2 separate regions of the Homo sapiens genome follow, and region 1 is linked to region 2. Evidence: chromatin loops called from intact Hi-C (ENCODE). Cell type or tissue: MCF 10A. All regions are shown on one strand. Each heading gives the region's core, and the rest is flanking DNA. Links, peaks and the distances in the headings are about the cores only.

The links. Hi-C counts contacts between places; a loop is a spot of excess contacts. Peaks named below come from ENCODE experiments on the same cell type or tissue, not always from the same donor. Only the 100,000 strongest peaks of a DNase experiment are listed, where the experiment ranks them.
Region 1: it touches region 2 in a loop (2.7-fold over the local background); 1 of 110 quality-filtered maps calls a loop at or near these places.

Annotation. Positions count from the first base shown.
Region 1 is chr10:90,300,944-90,311,446 of GRCh38, forward strand. No RefSeq gene overlaps it. Among named protein-coding and RNA genes, the nearest start is that of LINC02653, 230 kb to the right of the region's middle. RefSeq lists enhancers at 835-1,347, 1,348-1,860. In MCF 10A, for the core only: no CTCF peak of the experiment used is centred there; a DNase peak (open chromatin) is centred at 5,478.
Region 2 is chr10:90,174,271-90,184,773 of GRCh38, forward strand. It overlaps LOC105378426 (a long non-coding RNA gene), which reads left to right. Exons shown (of 4, transcript XR_946198.3): 4 at 1,278-1,955. Among named protein-coding and RNA genes, the nearest start is that of LINC01375, 220 kb to the left of the region's middle. In MCF 10A, for the core only: no CTCF peak of the experiment used is centred there; a DNase peak (open chromatin) is centred at 5,581.

The sequences.
Region 1 (10,503 bases), core at 4,244-6,743, 130 kb after region 2:
GTGATGAAGCCAATGATAAATACAATGTAAATTTCCTCAAAATAATAGGCAATCTCGCTATTCCCAATCACCAAAAGGATTTTTTAAATGTTGCACATTAGAAGACCTACTTTAAAAGTCAATCTAAATGCCTTATAACAGGAAAAACTTCTTTCATAATTTTTTGATAAATTTTGCAAATTTAAAAATGTTACAGTATTTTATTGTAAATTTGGTACATTTTGGTATACCTTATTGAAAATTATTTGGGAATGTTCACTTAAACCATTCAACAAATGAACCACCACAAAATGTCAGACTTTGAAGCTTTCAGCAAACAGGAATTACTGAAAACAAAGCTTTCAAAGGGAAAGATATTGAAGTTTATCCCAAAAAAGAGAGAAGCTGAACTTGTTTTTAATGAGAATTCAAATAATATACAAGATTTACCTTTAATTTTCAATCATTTTACTTTTGATATTTTACTTTGTAAGAAAGTTATTTTAATAGAGCTTCTATGAAAATAGATAAATTTGTGTATAAATTGTATTTCGAACTGGAATGTAATGTAATTGAGAAGGCGTATTGTTTTTAGCATACACATTGGGAAACATTCTCAAGAATTATAATTAAAGGTGACTGATTTTATGAACATTTTCTCTTAAAATGTACCCTGAAAAGTGGCAAAAACTACTGCAGCTATGAAAATATTAGGGTGAAAATATTTACATGAAGGGGTGGGTTGCCCCTCCACACCTGTGGGTTTTTCTTGTTAGGTGCAACGAGAGACTTGGAAAAGAAAGAGACACAGAAACAAAGTATAGAGAAAGAAAAAGGGGGCCCAAGAGACCAGCCTTCAGCACAAGGAGGATCTCACCGGCCTCTGAGTTCCCTTAGTATTTATTGATCATTATTGGGTGTTTCTCGGAGAGGGGGATGTGGCAGGGTCATAAGATAATAGTGGAGAGAAGGTCAGCAGGTAAACACACGAACAAAGGTCTCTGCATCATTAACTGGGTAAAGAATTAAGTGCTGTGCTTTAGATATGTATATACATAAACATCTCAATGCCTTGAGCAGTATTGCTGCTTGCCTGTCCCACCTCCAGCCCTAAGGTGGTTTTCCCCTATCTCAGTAGGTGGAATATACAATCGGGTTTTACACAGAGACATTCCATTGCCCAGGGACGGGCAGGAGACAGATGCCTTCCTCTTGTCTCAACTGCAAAGAGGAGTTCCTTCCTCTTTTACTAATCCTCCTCAGCACAGGGTGTCGGGCTGGAGGATGGTCAGGTCTTTCCGTTCCCACGAGGCCATATCTCAGGCTATCACATGGGGAGAAACCTTGGACAATACCTGGCTTTCCTAGGCAGAAGTCCCTGCGGCCTTCCGCAGTGTTTTGTGTCCCTGGGTACTTGAGACTAGGGAGTGGTGATGACTCTTAACAAGCATTCTGCCTTCAAGCATTTGTTTAACAAAGCACATCTTGCACAGCCCTTAAGCCATTTAACCCTAAATTGACACAGCACATGTTTCAGGGAGCACAGGGTTGGGGGTAAAGTTACAGACTAACAGCATCTCAAGGCAGAAGAATTTTTCTTAGTACAGAACAAAATGGAGTCTCTTATGTCTGCTTCTTTCTACACAGACACAGTAACAATCTGATCTCTCTTTCTTTTCCCCACATTTACATATTTTAGTAATTTAAAAAATAGAAGTGATAAATTCCTCATTTAGGAGAATGTGCTCTAAACTTACCAGGTAACACAACCTGCAGGAAGAATATCTTCTCAGCTAAAAATTGTATGGTACAGTGAGACAAGTGCATTGGCCGTTTACAAATTTTACATTTATCAACGTAAAATGCAATTTTGAAGAAGTGGGCCTGTTCAAAGGACACATTATGCAATTGTAACTTCTTATGGGAAAATTCATCCTACTGTGGCTGGGTTCAACAAGAATCTGAGTGAGAACCCAAAGCAGTGAGCACCACTGAGAAGCATGTGTTAACAATACTAGCCTCCTGTTTCTGTGTGGAAACAGCGCTGGGTACTGCTAGTTCTTGTCTTGAGAGTAAGAGTTGAGGACAACTCTATAGAGAAGTGTGAAGTCGTCAGAAGTAAAATGAAGTCACTTGCGTTAGGTGAAGAAAAAAAAAAAAAAAACCCTGACAAATAAAGCCGGAGAAGGCCATGAAGAGAGCATTCTCATGCACAAATGCCTGGAAACATGAACTATCACAAAAGAGTCTGACCTTGTACAAAGGCCACATCATAACCTTATACACACATAAAAAATATTTCTGCAAGGACACCAGCTCAGTAACTGCCTGTCCGACCTTGGACTGGCGCCACCCTTCTTAGTGATCCTCCTAACCCAGGATAATTATCTCAAGACAATTATGTAATCCTCCTCATTTTTCCTTAAAAGCGTTTGTTTTCCTATCTCTCTGAATATGCACATAGCTTACTATGGCATGTGTATTTCCATTGCAATGCCCTATTCCCAAATAAACATCATTTTCTGTTAGAGAGCCTCTCCCTCTTTGTTATTTAGGTTGACACAATACATTAGATTATTTTATAATTTAATAATATAGCTATCTTCTATTTGTTCTTATTTTGCACTAGGCATCACTATGGTGATTTGCACAATTTATTTCAATCCTGACAGTTAGGTATTCTCATTTTTGTAATTAAGACTGACAGTCAAAGAGGTTATGTAATTGCCTAAGATTATAAATTGGAAAGTGAAAAAACCTGGGCTAATAAGTAGGTCTGTCCCATTTCTCTCTTTTCTCATAGACTGCCTCTCTACTGAAGAGATATTTGAGTGTGGTTAGAAATGTCTCTACAGGGTACAGGTTTTATTTTTCATTTTTAAATAATGCTGATACTTAAAAAATTTATTTGTACATATTTATGGCATACAAGTGCAATTTTACTACATTGATATACTACATTGCAGTGAAGTCAGGTCTTAGTGCATCCAACCCTGGAGCAATGTACATTGTGTCCACCGAGCAACCTCATAATCATCCACTCCCCTCTCACCCCCTCACTCCTCTGACTCCCAATTGTTCATCATTCCACAATCTCCTTCCATGTGTACACGCTATTTAGCTCTACTTACAAGTAGAGCTAAACATGCGGTATTTCTCTTTCTATAATGCTGACATCTCTTTATGTATCATATAATCTGGTTAACACTGCTGGACATGTGAACAGAAATATCTTACTATTACATCAGGCTTTAGTGACCAGAGGTCTTGGACCAAGAATCATTGCAAACTATGGGCAAACTGTGTGCCTCACAGAACACAGAAGGCAAGGAGTAAAGAGTTATACCTATTTAAAAGAATAGGTTAAAAATATAAAGTATTTAAAATAAAAATAAAAGTGTTTAAATAAAAATATAAAATTGTGTACTGAAACATAAAATATTTTTAATTTTATAGAAATATAAAGTATTTGAAGTTAAAAATATAAAAATATAAATCCTAATATTTTCTCCAACCCCACTTTTGGAGACTAGTGTCTCATGCAGTGTAGTTACAAATTCATAGTCTCTATGGGAATTAGGTTCTGAAGTCAAAACATAAGTTGAACATCACAGATAGCCAAATTACCCTTAGAAATCACTTTAAAAACAATGTTTTGGAGATTAATAAAGAATATCTCCAGTTGATGAATACACACACAAGTTCAACATAGCTAGTTTGTTCTTTAGATTGAAAAAAGTATTGCTTCAGTTGAGCAAGTTATAAAGTAGTTGGCTTAGGCTTCAGGATCAGATTGTGGAAAAAATATGTGTTGAACATTATATCACGCCAAATTTTTTGTGATACTCATACAATGTGCTTTGAGAGATAGGAGGTGACTGAGAATAAAGAGTGGAAGAATAGATTCAAGTATCTCATCTCACATTCTCACCAGGATGTGTGGCTCATTTAGTGCAACAGGAATGTGCCCATCTGCTTAACTTATCTCTCTCACAGTCTCTCTCTCTCTCTTTCTCTCCCTCTCTGTCTCTCTCTCTCTCTTTCTTTCTCTCTCTCTCTCCATACTTTTATATTTTTCTCTTACACCCTTAGGTTTCTTATAATTGAATTCACATAAATTAAATGCAAGTCTGCAGTTACTTCTTTGCATAACAATTTTTCTTCTTTCTCCTTATCAGCATCACCTGAAATACAATTTATCACCAGCCCTTCTCCAGCTCTACCTCTCCAAATCTACCAGCAATTCAAGATTAATTTCAAATTCAACCCCCACCCAAGAATTTGCAATTCACATATGTTCCTGTCATATCTGAATTATCATTATGCCAATTTCCCTCCTGTTTCACTAAATTAAATACTCATATCAAGGATATTTGCCTTATCACTCCAACAGTTTAGGCAGGAGTGGCATTTTGGTTTATAGCATCAGGCAGAATGGTAAGAACAGTATAGGTAGTGAGAATTCTGGCTTTAGTCCTGGTATCTCTCTAACAGGTTATGTAAGCTCAGTGCTGTTCCTGTGGTACTTCTGATTTTCCTCTTTCTGGGTACACAGTAGGATTGTCCTCCCTAACTTGCTTGGAATTAGACAGGTTCTGTAATTTGCTTTGGCTGATGAAATGTGAGCCTTTCACTTTGAATTGTATAATTTGCTTTTCCCTGACCTCTGCCATGCTCCAGAAAGTGAAGCCTATAGCAATCTGCTTCTCTTTGTGAAGACAACCTGGAGCAGAGGCCCTGACCACTCAAGAAAGACATTTAACATAAACTAGAAATGGATCATTTTTATTAAACAATGGCAATTTTAGGATTGTTTGATACTACAGCATAACCAAGCCTATCCTGTGTAATATGCAGGGAAATTCTATTAACTGCAAAGTAGAGAGAAACTAGATAGTTTGCTTTAAATATCTCATCAAATTTTTACAGGAATCAAAAATATAAAGATGCATGTATGTAAAGATGTAAATAATAAATGTAATGAAAATTCAGAAAATCATTAATAATAAAATATCAAAACCGTCTTAACTCATATTATGTTTATTATTTATTTCTACTTATGATATTCAGTATGATGATCTGAGCTTTGTTTTTTAATACTGAGCTGTTTCTTTTTATATTTCTTGTACATAACCTCTTTAATTTAATGACTATTTATGAAATTGCTAACTATTGGTAAGTAACAGTATTTCAGAGATTTGGTGGATGTTTCAGAGATTATCTCTCAACACAAACAACTATGTGAGATCAATTTAAACTACTCTGGAGCAAGGTATGTATGCAAATATTCAGAAAAAATAAATGTCTATGTAGTAAACATTCTGTGTAAGGAAAAGAGAGTGATATAAAACATCTGGCCACACATCAGGGACATAACTCAACTCCCAGTGAGACCAAATCTGTTATATAAATATATGTTTTATTACTCATGCTTTTAAAACAACACACAACCTTATGACCTGCATTTGTCAGGATTTCCATTTAGTGGAATGGTCACCATGGTGACAATGTGAACTGGCTGATTTGTATATGCTTTCTCATCTAGCGCTGAATGACCAGAGTAGACCACTTGACAGCTGATGTTTTCAGTTATAACAACATATGTGCACCACAGAGTTCATGGAATTGTATCTCAGCCAGTCTGAATCAGTTGATATGGTAGCCAAAATGACTGGTTGACCTCGCTAAGGACCCAGGTATTTCAGGTATCTTATAAACCAGAGTGGACTGATTTAACCATATGGTTAAATGGCATAAAAAAAAAAGTGGCAGTACACTGTCTATGTCCAAGGGTCTTACATGGTAATTGGCAGCAAGACAGACAATTGGGTAAGATTTTGTAGACAATGAAACAGGCATCTACGTTAAAAACTAGATAAAACTGGATAATCATTAATTTTTATGTTTTTATTCAGCTATTTAATCTGATGTAGACACAAAATAAATTTTTCATTTGTGGCAATTTTGAAGTAGAAAAATGAGTATTGCCTTTCTTCTCTTCACCTATAACTTGGCTTTAAAGTTTATCTCAGTAAGAGAGTAGAGATTTTTATGCATGAAATTGGCAGGTAGAAATCGATCAATAAATATTCGTTTAATGAATGAAAGAAAAACATACTAGTAAGCATTTTTAATAGAAAAAATTGACTAAAATATTAACTAAAATGTTTTTAGTTGACAATTCATAAAGCATAATGGCAAGAACTTAATTTTCATGACAATCTAGTGAGAAAGTTTATCACTATCTCAGTTTTATAGATAAATAAATATGAGGTTTACCAAGATTATAGAATTCAGTCAAAGACAGAGAATGGGTAAGTGGCAGATTAGAATTTAGTCTGAATTTTTTAATCCTAAACCCCATGCCACCTAAAATTCAATATGATGCCCATTGTAGTAGATGAATTCAAAATAGTTCTAAGAAAAACAACAAGGTGAGGTTTGATCCATTTTCTTCATTGCTGCTTCTGTAGACTTGAAGGGTTTGTTGAATAAAGAAGTGTTTAAAGTTCCAAATGTCAAAAACAAAATTTTAATAATTTGAGAAGAAAATATATGAAACTATTTTTACACATCATAGAAAGGAAGAATTTAAGTGAAACACACAAAAAAGGACAAACCATAAGGAAAAGACTGGTAATTTTTGACATTAAAATTAAATTTTTATCAGGCTGTAGTTGCTGCACAAAACATACAGAACATAAATAAAATAAAATGTTATTTATGACAAAGGACCAAAAAATGAACTTAAAAGGCAAGTTAGAGACTGAAATATGCTATTTGCAATGCATACAACTAAAAAGGATTATTATTCTAAATATTTAGGGAAATTACACAACTGAATAATCCAATAGAAAAGTGAGCAAAGGGACAGAAATGTGAAACTATGGCTAACTCCAGTGAGAATTAAAATAAAATTATAATAGGATATACAGATTTAACCAATAAAATATAATACCACTTCAGCTATTTTGATAGCAGCCTTGAAAGAAGCACTAACCAAGAAACAATGGCATCCATTGAAGGCAGCCAACTCAAGACAATCTTTCAAGTAGACAGCTGAAAGAGGTGGCCAGGAGTGGTGGCTCACACCTGGAATCCCAGCACTTTGGGAGGCTGAGGTGGGCGGATCACGAGGTCAGCAGTTTGAGACCAGGCTGGCCAACAAGGTGAAACCCCATATCTACTAAAAAAAAAAAAGAAAATTAGCCAGGCATGGTGGTGGACACCTGTAATCCCAGCTCCTCCAGAGGCTGAGGCAGGAGAATCACTTGAACCCGGGAGGCAGAGGTTGCAGTGAGCCGAGACCATGCCATTGCACTCCAGCCTGCGCGACAAAGCAAGACTCTGTCTCAAAAAAATAAAAATAAAAATAAAAATAAAGAAAGAGTCATCTCACTCCCCTACCTCATTTGATCTCCTGCCAAGACTCCTCTCTTGCTGAACCTAAACAGAACTCGAGGAATTTGAACCCGTTAATACATTCCATATGGCAAGACTGCCAGCACAGATAGCAGGTTGGGAAGGATAGAGATTACGTCTGGAGGAAGGAATTAAAGATATTTGGCATGGAGGTTCTGATGTTTGGTGGCCAAAAAGCCGTTTGACAAATATCCTCTACAGGTCTTCATTTAAAAATGTAAAATATGCTTGTGTGGGAAAACTATTTACATTTTTTAAATGGAAAATGAGACACTTCTTTTACATTCTTATAATAAAAGTACAATTTTAAACAGATATAATAAATTCGTTTTTTGATTCAAGTGCATAAATTATCTTTTTACTGGGAGCACACTTTACAAAACAGCATATCCTTAAAACTAGGTTATAAAAATGAAGAGCTTTTAGCAATACCAATTTTAAAAAATCTTTTTCACTCTTGCAAAAAGAATCCTTTAGGGAGTAGTAGTGTTTTAAATAAAGTTTTCTGAAAACGTTCTAGAATAGAGAAGTATATTTCCACAGCAAAAGAAACAATTAAAAGATCAAACAGACAATAATGGGAGAGAATATTTGCAAAATTTTGCCTCTGACAAAAGACTAATATCCAGAATCTACCAAAGACTCAAACAACTCAACAAGAAGAAAACAACCCCATTAAAAAGTGGGCAAAAAACAAGAACAGACATTTCTCAAAAGAAGATATATAAGCAGCCAATAAACATAAGAAAAAATGTTCAATATCACTAATCATCAGAGAAATACAAATTAAAACCACAATGAGATATCATCTTATACCAGTCATAATGACTATTACTAAAATGTCAAAAACAACAGATGTTGGTGTGGATGCAAAGAAAAGGGAACACTTATACACAGTTGGTAGGAATGTAAATTATTTCAGCCTCTTTGGAAAACAGTATGGAGATTTCTCAAAGAACTAAAAATAGAACCACCATTCCACCCAGGAATTCCACTACTCAGTATCTACCCAAAGGAAAATAAATCATGATATAAAAAAGACACCTGTTCTCATATGTTTATTGAACATCAAATAGAAAAGTCATGGAATCAACCTTAGTGTCCATCAACAGTTGATTGGATAAAGAAAATATGGTATACATACACCATGGAACACTATGCAGTCATGAAAAATGAAATCATGTTCTTTGCAGCAACATAGATGGAGCTGAAGGCCATTATCCCTAGTGAAATAACTGAGAAACATAAAGCCAAATGCTTCTTGTTCTCACAAGTAAGAGCTAAACAATGGGTACATATGGACATATAGAGTGAAATCATAGACCAAAATAGCTGGGGGAGAAGGGTGAGGGTTGAAAAATTACCCATTAAGTACAATGTGCACTATTTGAATGATAGGTACATTAAAAGCCCAAACCCCACCATTACAAAATATGCCCATATACAAGGACTTCATGTCTAAAACACCAAAAGCAATGGCAACAAAAGACAAAATTGATAAATGGGATCTAATTAAACTAAAGAGCTTCTGAACAGCAAAAGAACCTATCATCAGAGTGAGCAGGCAACCTACAGAATGGGAGAAAATTTTTGCAACCTACTCATCTGACAAAGGGCTAATATCCAGAATCTACAATGAACTCAAACAAATTTACAAGAAAAAAACAAACAAACCCATCAAAAAGTGGGCAAAGTATATGAACAGACACTTCTCAAAAGAAGACATTTATGCAGCCAACAGACACATGAAAAAATGCTCATCATCACTGGCCATCAGAGAAATGCAAATCAAAACCACAATGAGATACCATCTCACACCAGTTAGAATGGCCATTATTAAAAAGTCAGGAAACAACAGGTGCTGGAGAGGATGTGGAGAAATAGGAACACTTTTACACTGTTGGTGGGACTGTAAACTAGTTCAACCATTGTGGAAGTCAGTGTAGTGATTCCTCAGGGATCTAGAACTAGAAATACCATTTGACCCAGCCATCCCATTACTGAGTATATACCCAAAGGACTATAAATCATGCTGCTATAAAGGCACATGCACACGTATGTTTATAGCAGCACTATTCACAATAGCAAAGACTTGGAACCAACCTAAATGTCCAAAAACGATAGACTGGATGAAGAAAATGTGGCACATATACACCATGGAATACTATGCAGCCATAAAAAACGATGAGTTCATGTCCTTTGCAAGGACATGGATGAAACTGGAAACCATCATTCTTAGCAATCTATCACAGGGACAAAAAACCAAACACCGCATGTTCTCACTCATAGGTGGGAATTGAACAATGAGAGCACATGGAGGCAGGATGGGGAACATCACACACCGGGGCCTGTTGTGGGGTGGGGAGAAGGGGGAGGGATAGCATTAGGAGATATACTAATGCTAAATGATGAGTTAATGGGTGCAGCACACCAACACGGCACATGTATATAACCTGCACATTGTGCACATGTACCCTAAAACTTAAAGTATAATAATAATAAAATTAAAAAAAAATGCCCATATAACAAACCTGCGTATGTACCCCCAAATCTAAAATAAAATAAAAAATTTTAATAAAGAAAAACAGACTAGAGAAGTATTAACATATTTATTCTCACTGTTCTACCAGAGTATTTATAATTAATTTACACTGTTTTTGACCTCTAAAAATAATAATCTAAAATCTAAGAGTTCATTTTACTCACTTGAATATTCTTTTCATTATATTCTAATGGCACTGAAGAAGCACCTACACAGCCTGGTTCTCTCTGGACTTAGAAGAAAGTGTGTACAATTAAGTCCAGTGAAAGTATTTTCAACACCTTTCAAATGAGTTTGGAAATGTATTTCTTTACTGTATGAGCAAGTAGTGTTTATGTTAGATAAGATATCCCAAACTGTTTAAATAGATTATGTTGTCATTATTAATGGTTAATGGAATTCAACTATTTATCCATCAGTCACATTTTGAGTGACATCTATGTGTTCTAGATGTTTGGGCTACATTACTGTGTTATAGAGAAAGATTCTTGTGCTCCTGAATCTCACATTCTAGTTGAGTCAAACAATAAATAATACACATACTAAATACATAATATACA
Region 2 (10,503 bases), core at 4,249-6,748:
CTGCTTAACCACTTACCAGATGTTATTCTTGGGTAAATTACTCAAACTCTTTGAATCTCATTTTCCTCACATGAAAAATGATAGTTTTGGTAAGAATTATACTAGACAATAAGGTACAGTCATTTCTGCTAGAACACAGCATATGCCTTCCTAAAAATCACCATGCTATGCAAAATCACACAAGAAACCACAGGCTCATGAGAAAAGTGGGATTAGAGGCACAACACTAAAACATCAGTGACACATGCAAAGAGATGATAGGACTTTAATGAAATGGTGGTGCTGTTTTATGTGTGTTAAATGGTTAGGAAATACATACATAGTACAATAAATACGGCCCTTTACTTTAAAAAAGATCCAAAGTTTGCTTGTGCAACTGGGTGTCAATAGGGTTCAGCTTGTGAGTTATTGTGGCATGATAGATGCAGCACTATCCGAAATTGGCCAAAAAGTTTTAACACTGGGTGTGGACAATGTGACTCATCACATATGTGGTGAACTGAGGCAGCTGGTAGATGTTCAAAGTGTGTTCCTGCATATATTTTGTGTATTCCTAAGCAGTTTGCTTCATCTGAGTGCCATTTTCTGTATTCGATTGGTGTTTCTTGAGGAAAAAAGTTGTGCATAAGCAAACAAAATTCACATTATGTTCAAGTTGTTCCCTAATATATCATTTCATTCTGGAACAAGTTTCTGTTTTCAAAACAAGTATTATAACAAAATTGCCCATGAGTGGTTAGCATGCATATAGCTCTTATTTCCACTCAATAAATATTAGCTCATTACTCTTAATAATGAGGCCTCATTGACTGTAAAAGAAACACATATTGTATTCAATGGTATTAATGTAGGTGAAGAGAGGATGCATGGGTGTCTGGCAAGGAATATGCAAAAAGTAAGGCCAGTGAGCAAGAATTGTCAGTGTGTTTCCAGCACCGGCCGGCGAATCCAAGTGTCCTGCTTTCTTGGCAAGTAAATCTCAATTTGAAAATGGATGTGTCAGGCCTAATGGCACTGGTGATTAAGGTCATCCAGCTTCCTCCTCCTGCTCCCAGTCTGGGCTCACTCGGCAAACTCCTGATTATGACCTACCCTCTCATGTCATTGCAAGGCTGTGTTCTCCTGCTGACATAAACATTCTGGACCACTTGGCAATTACATTTCTTAGAGTGAATTGCAAAATTGGCACTCTGCTTTGTACATTGGTCTCTTGTAAATTCCCAGGGATTAATCAACTACAAGTACACTGACACTTTGTATTTTCTGGATCTGCAAAGCTAGGGAGCAGATGCTGGAATGCCATGACCTGCAAAATGACTGTGCCCTACCACGCCTGCCAGCTGCCTCCCCAGATGACACATTCACCCGCTCTCGAACTGCAAGTGCTGGCACATAACTGCCTCAGATCTGGACAAATGTACGTGTGGGATGTAAGACAGGTTTTTTCTAAGGTCCCTTCTCTTACAGAATTAGAATCAATTTCTTCCTTCACTAGTAATTTATTTCAATAGCTAGGGTCTGAACTTCAAGCATAGCATCTCTACTTATAACAACTTAGATTTTGGGTAGCTGACTTGACTTTGAATGAATTTGCACCTGCAAATACTGATTTTTCTCTTTCTTTGGTAGGTAAATTACCTTAAAAGTAAAAGACTATGACATTCAGAGGTCTACTCTATTCCCTATTCATCTTGAACCAAGCTTGAACTAACAAAAGCACATATGATTAATGTCATCAAAGAAAGAACTAAAATATAAATAGACCCTTTTATTTTGCTTCATTGCAATAGTGTCAGACATCTAACTCCATGACTAGTTCTGAAATGCACCACTTTTGAAGATGCTAGGTTTGCAATCTTTTTTCTTACCAATTGAGTGAATTTGTAGGTTTTACCTATGGATGAATGTATAGTAGTATAAATAAACTGGATATTTGCAAATGTTTATTGTAGTCTGAAGGCAAAAATAATTATCCATTTCGGCAAGTTGGAACCGTAACCATCACCTGAAATGTTCAAAACCTGTAAAGATCAGTATTATCAATATCTGTCATCTCATAAGAATGCCTTAGTGTTTAAGCTAATTCAATTATAGTTTGCATATTTCTAGAATGAAACACCATCTTTTATGATATAATGTGCTAAGGATATAATAATTGTATGATCTTTGGCCTCCAAGAGTATGAATCTGACTGAAGCAATATTCAAATAAATTAGTCATTCAATCACTAATTCATTTATTTAACAAACTCATGTAGAGAACTTGAGGGCTAGGAATTGTTTTAGACATTGAGATTGCAACCATAAACTTGAGAGACAAGGTCTCTGTTTTGGTGAGAGGAAGTACACAAATAAACAAGATAATTTTAGATAGCCAAGAGAGCAATGAAGAAAATAAAACAGGGTGAATTAATGCAGAATGAGTAGGGAGGATTAATGCAGAATGAGTAGGGAGGATGGTACTTTAGCTGGGATTATTAGGGATGGTTTCTTTGAGTAGAAGACATCTGTGCTGAGATCTGAATATCAGCACATGGCCGCTATGAGGATCTGAAAGACGTAGTCAAGGGCTTCAAGACTGCGATAAGTCACCAGGAGCACTGGCTCACGTCTATAATCCAAGCACTCTGGAAGGCAGAGTGAATGAGACTCAGTTTCAAAAAATAAAAATGAAAAGAAAAAAAAGACCATGATAAGTGACATAATTTGGATATGTGTCCCTGTCCAAATTTCAGGTTGAAATGTAATCCCCAATGATGGAGGTGGGGACTGGTGGGAGCCGATTGGATCATGGGAGCAGACTTCTCAGGAATGATTTAGTACCATCCCCTTGGTACTGTTCTTGTGACAGTGAGTGAGTTCTTATGAGATCTGGTTACCATAGCTCAAAAACAGGCATAGACAATGCATACACAAATGAACGTGGCTTTGTTCCAATTAAACTTTATTAACAGAATCAAATATCCGTCACATTTGGCCTGCTGGCCATGGTTGGGCAAACTCTGGTCTAGATATAACCATTTTCAGCACTTCCAAGTTTCTTCTTTTTCTCCTTTGTTTCTTATTCCCTATCTCTTCATTCTCATTCTTTTGGTTTTGTTAGTCTTAATCTTTGAAACCCCGATATTTTTCTTACATTACTTAAATCATTTATAGTCTCATCAACTATGATATTCCAGAAAATCAATCTGCTTGAAGATTTGGTTGGATGGCCTATGATAGTGACTTGCCCAATACCACACCACCTTCTTGGTGAAAAGTGTACAAAAGTATTCATTTCTCACTTACTGCTCTATCTTCTGAATTAGTTTTCTGGCACAGAAAAACTGATTACAAAGATAAGGAGTCATATATTATTAGTTATTGTCTCCAACTGCTATGTAAAATCAAATAGCAAGTTCTATTAACTCTTCCTCATGAAGTTTTCTATCCATCTATTGAGAATAATCTTGGATGATCTACGTAAGATTGGATCCAACCAGAAAAGAAAATAATGTAAATGTTTAAAATTTAACAGAGTGAATTGATATCACCAGTGATTAAGCTATGAAGTTACATAGGGATCAGTGAGACCACTTAGAGATTAGCAACAATAAGAAGCTTCTACCAACCATACTCAAGGTTGGGCTGGGGACAGAGGAAGGAGTTGGGGTTACCGAAGCCAATGACACAAGGGCCTGTGAAACAAAGTGAGAGAGCAGGATGGAGGAAGGGCAAGGTGTAAGTCTGAGGGGAACAGACCCAGGATCTGTTCATCCACTCTGCCTTTTGCTACCATGCTGGATCAGGTACTCATTGCCTTACACATGATTGACTTGGATAACATCTTAAGTTCCCCAATTTCCAAAATTAATTGGTTCTTCAAGTTGTATTCCTCTACATGATTGGTCAAACTCACAGCCAACTTTTCTGTTTGAACTCAAGTCTTACTTCTTTTTTGAAATGTTTTTGATTGCTCCAAAAGACCATGGTAAACTCCACCTTTTTTGAAACCCTCTTTGAGGCATCATTTCTTTTTTTTTCCCATAGGTTTTTGGTGAGCAGGTGGTGTTTGGTTACACAAATAAGTTCTTTTGTGGTAATTTCTGATATTTTGGTGCATCCATCACCTGAGCAGTGTACATTGTACCCAGTTTGTAGTATTTTTTCCCCCACTCCCCTTCCATCCTTCCTTGCACAACCCCCGAGTTCTCAAAGTTCATTGTATCCTTCTTATGTCTTTACATCCTCATAGCTTAGTTCCCACTTATGAGTGAGAACATATGATGTTTGGTTTTCCATTCCTGAGTTACTTCACTTAGCATAATAGTGTCCAACCCCATCCAGGTTGCTGCAAATGCCGTTATTTCATTCCTTTTTATGGTTGAGTAGTATTCCATGGCATATATATATATATATATATATATATATATATATATATATATATGTGTGTGTGTGTGTGTGTATATATATATATGTATATGTGTGTGTATATATATGTATATGTGTGTGTATATACACGTATATATATGTATTTGAATATATATGTATATGTGTATATATATATGCATATATATATATCTCTCTCTCACAGTTTTTTAATCCACTTGTTGATTGATGGGCATTTGGGCTGGTTCTGTATTTTTGCAATTGCAAATTGTTCTACTATAAACATACGTGTGCAAGTATCTTTTTTGTCTGCAGCATACCACCCTGAAAGTGCCCAATCTTTTCTGAGGCATCATTTCTAAGAAGTCCTAGACACCTTGTCATGTATTTCGTTATATTGGTTCTAAACATTTATTGTAAGTAGCATGTAGGTTTCTTAAGCACAGGAACCACATCTATATTTCTTCGTGTTGCCTATAAAGTTTATCACAAGCAAGTCAGTGCCAGACAAACACTTATTGATTGATTAGGTATTAAAATAAGAGAATCTTAAAAGCAAGAAGAAAACTTCGCTTGCCTAATTCATATTCTCTTAAATAGTCACACAGAGATTCTTAAAAAGTCAGAATGAGAAATTGGCTAAAACAGAGAAAGGTTTGCAGAGAGGTCAGAATGTGGAAGGGTCTTGAAATTCTTTACTAGAAGGAAAACTGAGCAGAAAACACACACAGGGGCACACACACACACATGCACACCCACACACACAGAGGCACCCATCAGTGTGGGCAAAATGAGCTTCAGGGCCTAGAATCTGAAAGTGCTCTGGTTACAGGTACAGGGTGAAATGTACTTACTACACACGGAACAACAAAAATCTGTGTACTTGCATTTGCTCTTCCAAATGCAAGTATTTTCAAATATGCTTAGGAAGAAAGTTACTGGGGAAGTCTCTTGTGATCTCTTTGAGGGACCCACTACCACCATGAGTTGTCTTCCTCATGGAAGGGAGCCTCTCAGAGTTAGCTTCTCCAGGCCCACACTGTCCCTTTGTGATGTGAGCTACCTGGAGGAAAAGAGTTTGGGTTTTGTCCAACTGAACACCAAGAACAGAGTGTCTCAGAACCAGAGGTGATCCACAACTTCATCGTCATTCACAACCCATTGCACAACCTCAGCTGAGCTCATTCTGTACTGCCTGGGATTATCCTCCTTCGGTGACTCAGCTTCTTTGCCAATCAGCAGCTTCAGCTTTCACACTATGCAACTTTGTGCAAACATTTTCCTGACACATCCTGGATAAGTAGCAGGGCGATGTAACATGTGCTACACAGGCATTCCATTCCCTGGCGTCCATCAACAGCCCTTCCACAGTCTGCATGGATGCCCCTTGTAGTTATGCTAGAAACAAATTCTTGTTGGTTTTTTAAACAGTGCCTGATGTTCTTCAAAACCACATCCAGCCCTCCAGTCCTTGGGGTACTTGCAGGTCATGGACAGGAAAGAGCTGTGGGATAAAATAAAGAACTGTGTCACTAAGATCTCAATGGTTTTGCAAGGGGAACTTCCTCTGAAAGAGGTACTCATGAGACACAAAGTCATGCTTCTCCTTACCAGACACAGAGAATGAGAGTGTAGTGATGTGAAGGATGGTTCTGTAGTAGTTTGGTGCATAAGCGTGACATCATTGGCTCTTCAACCCACTGACCTGAGGATGTCTAAATGGAAAGTGGCCTTATCTAGGATCCATAGTTCCTGGGACCTAAGAAACATGTGGATTATAGGTGCAAGTACTTTGGAGGATTCTCAGAAATATTTGGGAAGGTCACCCTTCCTCTCTGGGTTGGAGTATTTCTAACTAAAGAGCAATGGAGAGTCCTCGGAACAGTTTTTTAAATTGATATGATGGCTGTTGCACTCTCAGGAGGCTGGTGATGCCTAGAACACCTGGGTTCCAGGAAAAATTGTCTCCTAACAGCAAGAAAAGACTCAAGAGTGGAATGTCTTTGGTGAAAGTGAGCCCTTGAGTGATTCAAGGCCAGGCACACCTAGTAGGCTGGAATTACTGAGAAGATTTGGGTATTGTTTTTCAGGCAGATCATATGACTCTTGAAGTCCCTCTTCATCCTGAAATTTGAAGGTAAGAGAATTTGCATAGGACATTCTTATTGAGCAGACCTAAAATATTCTCTTATCTGTCTCTGACTTCTTTTCTGTGTTGTTATGAGGCTACATGTCCTTATTGCTTCAGCCATAAATACTTATTTTCTTAGTCAAGAATGTTGAGGGACACAAGGACAAAGTGGCAATAGAAAAGTATGAGAGACAACTTTGGAAAAACCATCTTTGGTAGGCTTATAGATCTTATGGGAATTTAGGCGCACAGTTGCTTGTAGGATCCTGGATGGTTGCCTACAATCTGTGCAGTAGACTGTGAGGAATTTCAAGTGCAAAATTAACGCTCTCCATCCCACCCGCATGCCCGTATGGCCACAACAGATCCATACAACCGACAAGATATTTTTATAGATTTTCTCAGTGGGAAAGTACATTGATCATTTGGGGGCTTATTGAGGAGAATTGTCAAGCAGTCAATTGATGCTTCCACATTGGTAAGCTGACCTCATTCTTAGCTTGGTTTGAATAACTTGACAGCACAGAATGTCAACAGTTCATAATCTGATGGATCACTTTAGACAGGCAGGAAACTAAATTACCCTTCAGATGAGATGATAAGGTTGAAATATGTAAAGAGAAGCAGTTTTCTCCTTAGAAAAGGCTCATTATAACATTTGAATCACAATACAGTACACTCCTAGAGCAGGAAGATTAATGACAGATAATCTACTTGAGTAAAATTACCCCCTGAGTAATATGAAAGAATTGTGGCAATTTTACGGATGTGGTAACTCAAAATTCTCCTGCCATGCGCTATCAGTATGGGCACAGTTGCAGTTTTGGAACTGATAACTTATCTGGTGCCTGGGGAAAATGACATTTCACAAAAGTAAACATATAATCCAAGCCAACAACCAATTCAAGATTAATGTGCCATTTGTGAGCAGGCTTCCCAGGCTATAAAACCAGAAAGCTTTTTATATGTTTTCTGTAAGGTGGGAGCATTTTCACACTGTATTGCTGCTTTATACTACAGATTATTATGAACGCCTTCTCTTGTGATATGGAAAGATGAATTAGGCCAGCTTTGAAAAATATTTTTCTATCTATCTTGAGAAAATTATGTTTTCAGGGCTGGTGTTGCCCAATCTAAGTTTTACAGGTGAGTAAATTCACTTGTGAGGGAGGAATTCAACATACTCTCTTGAGGCTAGAGGCTGCAATACCACACTTGTATGCAGCTGGGGAGAAGAAAAAGGAGGCTCAGTGGGGTCCTCGGTCCCCACCTGTCTGTGTGACCTCTGCCAGAGAAGTTGCCTATCCTCCACATGGGGGCCACCCCAAGCTTCATCCTTGTCACCTCCAAAGTCTTATTCTTTTATACTTTATCTGCCCCCATCAACTTTCGTTTCCTCTTCTACCTCTGCATTGGACATTAATCTGGATTAAAAATTAATTTCATGCAACACCATGAGATTTTGTGTTGCTAATTTATTCCTCTCTCTATGACATTTGTGCACTTTTAGAGAGGAGAAGAAAATCACCTTCCATATAAAAAGGAACCTCTGGCAATGGAGAAGGAAGTTTGGTGAAGCTTGTTCCTGTGTCTTATTTCAGTAATTCACCTAAGTTGGGGCAAATAAAGCATTGAACTTCTACTGTGGTCTCTAAAGTTTGAACTATCTCTTTGATAGGGGAAGAGAAAAGGGGTCAGGGAATCTTTCAGTTCTAAAATCCATGGCAAAATTATATTATTCTTATTATTTTTTTAATTTTATTATTATACTGTAAGTTTTAGGGTACATGTGCACAACGTGCAGGTTACGTATGTATACATGTGCCATGTTGGTGTGCTGCACCCATTAACTTGACATTTATATTAGGTATATCTCCTAATGCTCTCCCTCCCCCCTCCCCCCACCCCACAACAGTCCCCGGTGTGTGATGTTCCCCTTCCTGTGTCCATGTGTTCTCATTGTTCAATTCCCATCTATGAGTGAGAACATGCAGTGCTTGGTTTTTTGTCCTTGCAATAGTTTGCTGAGAATGATGGTTTCCAGTTTCATCCAAATCCCTACAAAGGACATGAACTCATCATTTTTTATGGCTGCATAGTATTCCATGGTGTATATGTGCCACATTTTCTTAATCCAGTCTATCATTGTTGGACATTTGGGTTGGTTCCAAGTCTTTGCTATTGTGCGTAGTGCCACAATAAACATACGTGTGCATGTGTCTTTATAGCAGCATGTTTTATAATCCTTTGGGTATATACCCAGTAATGGGATGGCTGGGTCAAATGGTATTTCTAGTTCTAGATCCCTGAGGAATCGCCACACTGACTTCCACAATGGTTGAACTAGTTTACAGTCCCACCAACTGTGTAAAAGTGTTCCCATTTCTCCACATCCTCTCCAGCACCTGTTGTTTCCTGACTTTTGAATGATTGCCATTCTAACTGGTGTGAGATGGTATCTCATTGTGGTTTTGATTTGCATTTCTCTGATGGCCAGTGATCGTGAGCATTTTTTCATGTGGTTTTTGGCTGCATAAATGTCTTCTTTTGAGAAGTGTCTGTTCATATCCTTTGCCCACTTTTTGATGGGATTGTTTGTATTGTTCTTGTAAATTTGTTTGAGTTCATTGTAGATTCTGGATATTAGTCCTTTGTCAGATGAGTAGGTTGCAAAAATTTTCTCCCATTCTGTAGTTTGCCTGTTCACCCTGATGGTAGTTTCTTTTGCTGTGCAGAAGCTATTTAATTTGATTAGGTCCCATTTGTCAATTTTGTCTTTTGTTGCCATTGCTTTTGGTGTTTTAGACATGAAGTCCTTGCCCATGCCTATGCCCTGAATGATATTGCCTAGGTTTTCTTCTAGGGTTTTTATGGTTCTAGGTCTAACATGCAAGTCTTTAATCCATCTTGAATTAATTTTTGTATAAGGTGTAAGAAAGAGATCCAGTTTCAGCTTTCTACCTATGGCTAGCCAGTTTTCCCAGCACCATTTATTAAATAGGGAATCCTTTCCCCATTTCTTGTTTTTGTCAGGTTTGTCAAAGATCAGATGGTTGTAGATATGCAGCATTATTTCTGAGGGCTCTGTTCTGTCCCATTGGTCTATATCTTTGTTTTGGTACCAGTACAATGCTGTTTTGGTTACTGTAGCCTTGTAGTATAGTTTGAAGTCAGGTAGTGTGATGCCTCCAGCTTTGTTCTTTTGGCTTAGGATTGACTTGGGAATGCGGGCTCTTTTTTGGTTCCATATGAACTTTAAAGTAGTTTTTTCCAATTCTGCGAAGAAAGTCATTGGTAGCTTGATGGGGATGGCATTGAATCTATAAATTACCTTGGGCAGTATGGCCATTTTCACGATATTGATTCTTCCTATCCATGAGCATGGAATGTTCTTCCATTTGTTTGTATCCTCTTTTATTTCGTTGAGCAGTGGTTTGTAGTTCTCCTTGAAGAGGTCCTTCACATCCCTTGTAAGGTGGATTCCTAGGTATTTTATTCTCCTTGAAGCAATTGTGAATGGGAGTTCACTCATGATTTGGCTCTCTGTTTGTCTGTTATTTGTGTATAAGAATGCTTGTGATTTTTGCACACTGATTTTATATCCTGAGACTTTGCTGAAGTTGCTTATCAGCTTAAGGAGATTTTGGGCTGAGACAGTGGGGTTTTCTAGATATACAATCATGTCATCTGCAAACAGGGACAATTTGACTTCCTCTTTCCCTAATTGAATACCCTTTATTTCCTTCTCCTGCCTGATTGCCCTGGCCAGAACTTCCAACACTATGTTGAATAGGAGTGGTGAGAGAGGGCATCCCTGTCTTGTGCCAGTTTTCAAAGGTAATGCTTCCAGTTTTTGTCCATTCAGTATGATATTGGCTGTGGGTTTGTCATAGATAGCTCTTATTATTTTGAGATACATCCCATGAATACCGAATTTATTGAGAGTTTTTAGCATGAAGGGTTGTTGAATTTTGTCAAAGGCCTTTTCTGCATCTATTGAGGTAA